Linked DNA regions of Mus musculus: region 2 is linked to region 1. The links are chromatin loops, found by intact Hi-C in ENCODE. Cell type or tissue: left cerebral cortex. All regions are shown on one strand. Links, peaks and the distances in the headings refer to the core of each region. The heading gives the core; the rest is flanking DNA. Region 1 overlaps Myo18b (myosin XVIIIb). Region 2 overlaps Myo18b (myosin XVIIIb).

What was found. Hi-C counts contacts between places; a loop is a spot of excess contacts. Peaks named below come from ENCODE experiments on the same cell type or tissue, not always from the same donor. Only the 100,000 strongest peaks of a DNase experiment are listed, where the experiment ranks them.
Region 2: a loop joins it to region 1, with 7 times the contacts of the local background. A loop is called at or near these places in 4 of 42 quality-filtered maps.

What each region holds. Positions count from the first base shown.
Region 1 is chr5:112,780,047-112,782,961 of GRCm38, forward strand. It overlaps Myo18b (myosin XVIIIb), which reads right to left. Exons shown (of 44, transcript NM_028901.2): 33 at 2,539-2,643. Among named protein-coding and RNA genes, the nearest start is that of 1700095B10Rik, 12 kb to the right of the region's middle. In left cerebral cortex, for the core only: a CTCF peak has its summit at 620; DNase peaks (open chromatin) are centred at 558, 1,424 and 1,863; H3K27ac peaks cover 1,912 bases.
Region 2 is chr5:112,699,403-112,702,317 of GRCm38, forward strand. All of the region lies in intron 42 of Myo18b (myosin XVIIIb), which reads right to left. Among named protein-coding and RNA genes, the nearest start is that of Gm30529, 52 kb to the left of the region's middle. In left cerebral cortex, for the core only: no CTCF peak of the experiment used is centred there; DNase peaks (open chromatin) are centred at 1,509, 1,978 and 2,174; H3K27ac peaks cover 2,058 bases.

The DNA of each region.
Region 1 (2,915 bases), core at 263-2,762:
CAATGAATCAAGTTTCCTCATGGAACCTTTTCTTTCTTTTTAAAAAATTATTTATTGTTATTTTATGCATAGGGATGTTTGGCCTACATGAATGCCAGTGTATCATGTGCATGGCCTTGTGCCCACAGTGGACAAAAGGGGACTTTGGATAACCTGAGAATAAAAAGTACAAACAGTAGTGAGCCACTGGGGATAGAACTTGGGTCCTCTGCAAAAATAACCAGGGCTCGGCAGACACTGACATCCTTTGCTGCTGGGTTTTCTGTGGGTGGAATGTGTCGTAGGCTGGCCTAATGCTGCCCACAATTGTTTGCATGAGAGAGACACTGAGGGAACCTTTCCCCAGTGAATTCTGATTGGTAAATAAAGATGCCAGCAGCCAACAGCTGGGGAGAAGAGACATAGGCGGGGTTTAGGTTTCCCAGGCTTGGGACCATGAGGAAAGACAGAAAGGAGCTATCATGCCTTAGAAGAGTGTGCAGGAGAGAGACAAGAGCTGCCATGGGGTAGGGAGGCAAGGAGAGAACCCTGGGCTCTGGGCCAAAAGGACGTGGGCCAGAAGTCTGAGTAATCGGAGTTAAGAGCAGCCAAGGAAGAACAGAAATTAGTAAGCAGTAACACAGAGTTATCGGTAGGAGGTGGATTCTACCAGCATGGAGGATAGGCAGCTGCCCAGCTATTGTGCTGCATAAGGCTGTGTGTGTGTCTTTCATCTGGGAACGTAAATGGTCAAAGGCAGGAAGGAACTCCATATCAGGATTTATTAAAATATTCTTACTTCAGGAATATGGGGTCCCATGTAGGCTGGGTAGGCCCTCTATCATTCATGACTTGCATCTTAAGGTTATTAAAGACTCAAGAAGACAAGGTTATCTTCAAAGATAGGCTAGGTAAGATGTCCCTATGTGTTACAGTTTCCTTTCTGATGCTATGATAAAAAACAAACAAACAAAACAAAAACAAACACAAAACAAAACAAAACAAAACACCATGACCAGAAACAACTTGGCAGAGAGAAGGATATCTGTGGCTTGCACTTCCAGGTTACAGTTCACCACGAAGGGAAGTCAGAGAAGGAATTCAGTAAGAGCTTGAAGGCAGACACCATGGAGGAATGCTGCTTGCTGACTCCCTCAGACTCATGATTTGCTAGCTTCTTTATAAAGCTGAGACTACCTGCCTAGGGTATGGTGCCGCCCATAGTGGGCCAAGCCCTCCTACATTAATTGACTTCTCCACATGCATGTCCACAGCCCAACCTAGTCTTGGTAATCCTTCAACTGTGACTCATTACTAAGGTGACTTGCTCCTGTGTTAGATGGTTAAAGCTATTTAGGACACTGCAATTTATTGAAAGCTAGCCAGCAGGACCAGATTGTGCAGGAGCAAAGAGGAGCATGAAGCCAGTAGAATGGGGATCTGTCCCCACCCACGGCATGAGGGATGGTGGTGGGGGAAAAAGGGAAAACATAGGTATCTATTTCATACCACACACCTACGTAAGATGGATTAAAATCTAATTATACACACATAAAAAAAAAGAAGTTTAGAGCTTTGAAGGCGTATGGTAAAACATGAACTGAAATTAAGGAGGGCAACTTGAAAGTAGGAAAGCATAAGCTGTAAATAAGAGGTCTGTTTGGCTTCATTGGAAGCACTTTATTAACTGAAGGGCATCATCCATAAGGGTATAAGTTATCCACAGTCAGAGTATCGAAACTTAAACTATCAGAAACTGGTTGGTGTCTATACACAGACTATGAACGATTCCCAGAAAGTACAGAAGCCAATCATCATGACCGGATGAGTCACAGAGATGAAACGGCACAGCTTTCACGGAGACAAGGGACCTGCCGTGCCAGCTCTGGGAAATTACAGTACACACTGTGGCAGCTTGTGGTGGGTGGTAGGCTCAGCATCCCACACACTGTCCCCATCACAAGAGTCATCATTTTCAGAATGCCACAGAGATAGGCTGAGGTCCCCAGAACAGGGACAGGCCCGAGGGTCCCTGCAAATCTACATGCTTAGAGCTATTAACAAACTTAGAGCTTAGAGCATTAAACAATGCTTAGAGCTATTGCCCAAAGACAGACAGACAGACAGACAGCAGAAGTAGAACACACTCCTGCCTGGCTCCCAGCATGGCTGCCAGTCCTAGAAAAATCTTGTCCCTTAAAGGTCAGCTGTGGGCATGGTGGCCATCTATATGCAGCCTCTTAATACAAGCATTATTTACATTTGACTGCCAACAGCCACTGACAGCCATATTGCTTCATCTGTCTGTCCTGAGTAAGGTCACTCTTATTTACTTCCCTGTGTTCTTTTAAGAATGCTGTTCTTAACTTCGGAGAGTTTCAAAGAGCCAGCAGAAAGGGTGGGTGGAGCAGCATGTACTTTGGGGACACAGGGAGAAGTCAGCTCAAAGGCCTGTCCTCAGCCCTTCCTGAAGACCGAAGGCTCTCTCCTTGTGGCTGGATTTCTCGTGCATCCAGCCATCTCTTGGAACCCTCAGATGTCCCCACTGTGTGGCCTTACCTGGTCACACAGGGTTCCAATCAAGCCTTCCAGGTCATGCTTCTCATGGAGAGCCACCTGTTTTTCTTCATATTCCTGCTCCAACTGCATCTCCAGCTGACGGAGCTGTGGACACACAGGACAGGCGTGAGCACCCTTGGATGACTCCTGAGCAGCAGAGCCCCAGCCGGGGCCCTGGGAGGAGGGGGCATGCACCCTGTGGCCATACTCTGATGCTGCCTAGTGAGTTGGAGGGGTGTGTCTGTGAAAAAGCCTTGGGACCTAAAAGCTTGGGACCTGGGCAAGAAAAGGGTGAGCTGGTCAAATTGGTGGACCCATTTGGCACACACTGTAAAGTTTGCAGTCATGGCCATTGTTTGAATATTTTCGCATGTTAG
Region 2 (2,915 bases), core at 105-2,604, 81 kb before region 1:
GACAGTATCACAATTGTTGGCATCTGTGTGTGTGTGTATGTGGGGGTGGGGGTGTTCAGAAACCAAGTACCCTTAAATGAGTGAATGCCAATTCATTTCAAAGAGTTGTTCTTCACTAATTTAATCTATTTTAGCATCTTAACACCTGTCTGCTTATTTGTCCTTGATAGCTGGGGCTAAGGAAGACCCCACACTGAGCACAGATGTTAAAGAACAAATAAGACCTGTACCAGCAGACAAGGAGAGATGGAGAGGTGACTTTTAGGTATGGCTCATGTTCAGAAGAAGCCAGCTGCTGAGAACGGATCTCCTGTGGATTTACTAGAGCATGCCCTTCCCCTGCCAGGTTGTCTGGTGGATGTGTCTCCTGTGTTTTTATCCCCAGTGTGACTGTAGCAGCTGTGCTATGAATCCTGACTGCAGGAGGTGAGGCCGCTGTACCATGTCACCCAGATCAGTATCATTGCCCCATCTCACATACGGGCAAACTGAGGCTCACTGAGGTGAGAATACTTGCTTGTGGGCTTCCTGCAAAGTGGATTTAGGACCTGGACCCTTAAAGGCCAGATGCCATTTGTGCTTTATTCTTCCCAGGTCCCCTCCCCTCCCCTCCAAGGCTGAGGGATGGGGTGGGTCTGTAGGTGAAGTTTTACCCAGGTTTTCACATGTCCTCTCAAAGCCCATCATGACATAGTGAGTTGAAAGGCCAGTTCCAACTCACAGGCCTCTGGACCTGGCGTCAGACATAACTGCATGGTGGCATTTTCAATTCCTGCCTCAGCATCCAGCCGGAGCCGGAGCCGGTTGGAGCCACAGGAGACTCAATGCAGATTTAATGACATTATGAGTCACCCCCAGAGGTGAGCCATTGCCCCTATTCCTCACCCACACCCTGAAACCATGGAGCAAATTAATAAGTAATTAATATGTAATACTTGTGATGTCCGGGGTGAGAAGTGGATTTCCTCCGAAGATAACCCTGTGGTGCAAGCACCAAGTTCAAGAGAGCAAATGCTGAAGATCAGCATGGTGCCTGGGACTGAACACAAGGCACACATCACACACATCACTGGGTTGCATCAGCATCACGTTCCCTGAAGCACATGATACTGTGAACTTCCTTTGTCATACTAGAGGCACAGAAATGTTAAGCCCCAGATACATGATAAATGGAAGGAGATGGGCTTACATCCAATGGTGTGCCAGATCCTCACCTCCTAGCCATTCTTCCTCCTTACCCTTTATTGTCCCATTTTACAATTGAGAACTTTGAGGCTCAGAAGGGCTAGCGGGATTTCTGAGGAACAGTGGAACTGCAGGATACCCAGCCTGGTCTGTCTGTCTCAAGGCTGGGCTGACATACAGAAGCAGAAAATAGGCTATGCTTTCCCTGCTTTGAGTGCAAATCTTTGGTGCTAGTTCTGTATACATCCTTGAAGAAGGGTTTGCTCTGCAGGAAGTTCCAGGGTATGGATGCAGCTTTGGGGCTGGCAAGGGAGCTCACCGTTTGTACTGAGCCTGGAGCACAGGCTTTCTGGAGGTGGTAGAATGACTCAGGCTTTGGAATAGGGGAGGCAATGAGTGGTGTTCATGGATTTGGAAGGATAAGAGGTTGTGGGAGGGAGGGAGGGTTGGAGGGAGGGGGAGGGTCCCACCCACCAGATATTAGCTGATTCCATCTGCAAAACTCTTGGCAGGCAATGATGACTACCTACACATTGAGGGCAGGAAAGTGAGGCTCGTCGAGAACAACAGGCTGAGGAAAGGTGTGAATCAAGGGGCACCAAGGGAGTGACTCAGCCAAAGAGGAGAAAGGTCAGCAGGAGGCTGTCCTTGTGTCTACTCTCCTAGACTGATCGTGTGGACACTGGAGAAAGTCAAGCATTATGCAGTGGGGTGGGACAGCAGCCAGCCTTGTCTGCAGTTCTTTGTGATACTTCAGTGTATGTCAGTCCTCCACACAGAAACCAGCTTGGTGAGATGCCTCAGGGGACCCCACCCACAGACCTTCTTTCACAGGGCTTTTCTAGCTTTGCCCATGCCCCTCTCACAGACATCAGGAGCAGGGTCTGTCTGGTTTGCCAGAGACTGGGATGAGTGGGGAGTGAAGACGCCAAGAACAGGGATCAAGACTCAGATAAGAATCAAGTACAGTCCCATGTCCTATACCGAGGCACAGACACCAAAGTCTACTGGAACTTGTGATGTATTTTGCAAGAACTGGGAGGCCTCTAAAAATCCCAGCACATGGAAATGGAAGACTTAGAGGAGGAGATGGAAGAGCTTATTCAAGAGGTCCTGATTTGAGCACTGCAGATTACACACACACTTACAGTTCCACACTCTGAACATGTTCTGCACTCTGAACACGTGGACAAAGCTTGTGCTGATGAAATGAATCATTTCCAGAAACCTAGTGAAGATGATCCATTTCGGTGAAAGAGGCAGAGAGCGAGGGGCCAAGAGTAGAGCTTGGACAGACAGACAGACACAAAATGGGGGACCCGGTGGGGAGTGACAGTGCTCCCTGCCCAGTCAGTCTATAAGCCTCAGACTTCTCCAACACAAAGCTTCTTATCTGCCTAACCAGCCTTAGAAGACAACCAAACACGACAATTAACCTCCTCATAAGATCCTTCCTTTAAAAACCCCGGGTTATGTAAGACCATTTGGGGACAACTGGGGCGAATGCATATTGGAATCCAACATGACACCACATGCTTGCTAATGTCTGCGAGCCTGGGATAACCGTGAAGGGGGGTGGGGTATGGAGACAGAAATAATGTCAGCTTTGAAAAACTCAGACAGCCACCAAAGTAAAGGAGAGGCCAAGGTGACTGGACACCATCATTCCTTAAAGGGAGATGGAGAGAGAGATGACCCAGTTACTAACATGCCTGCCATGTAGGGACAAG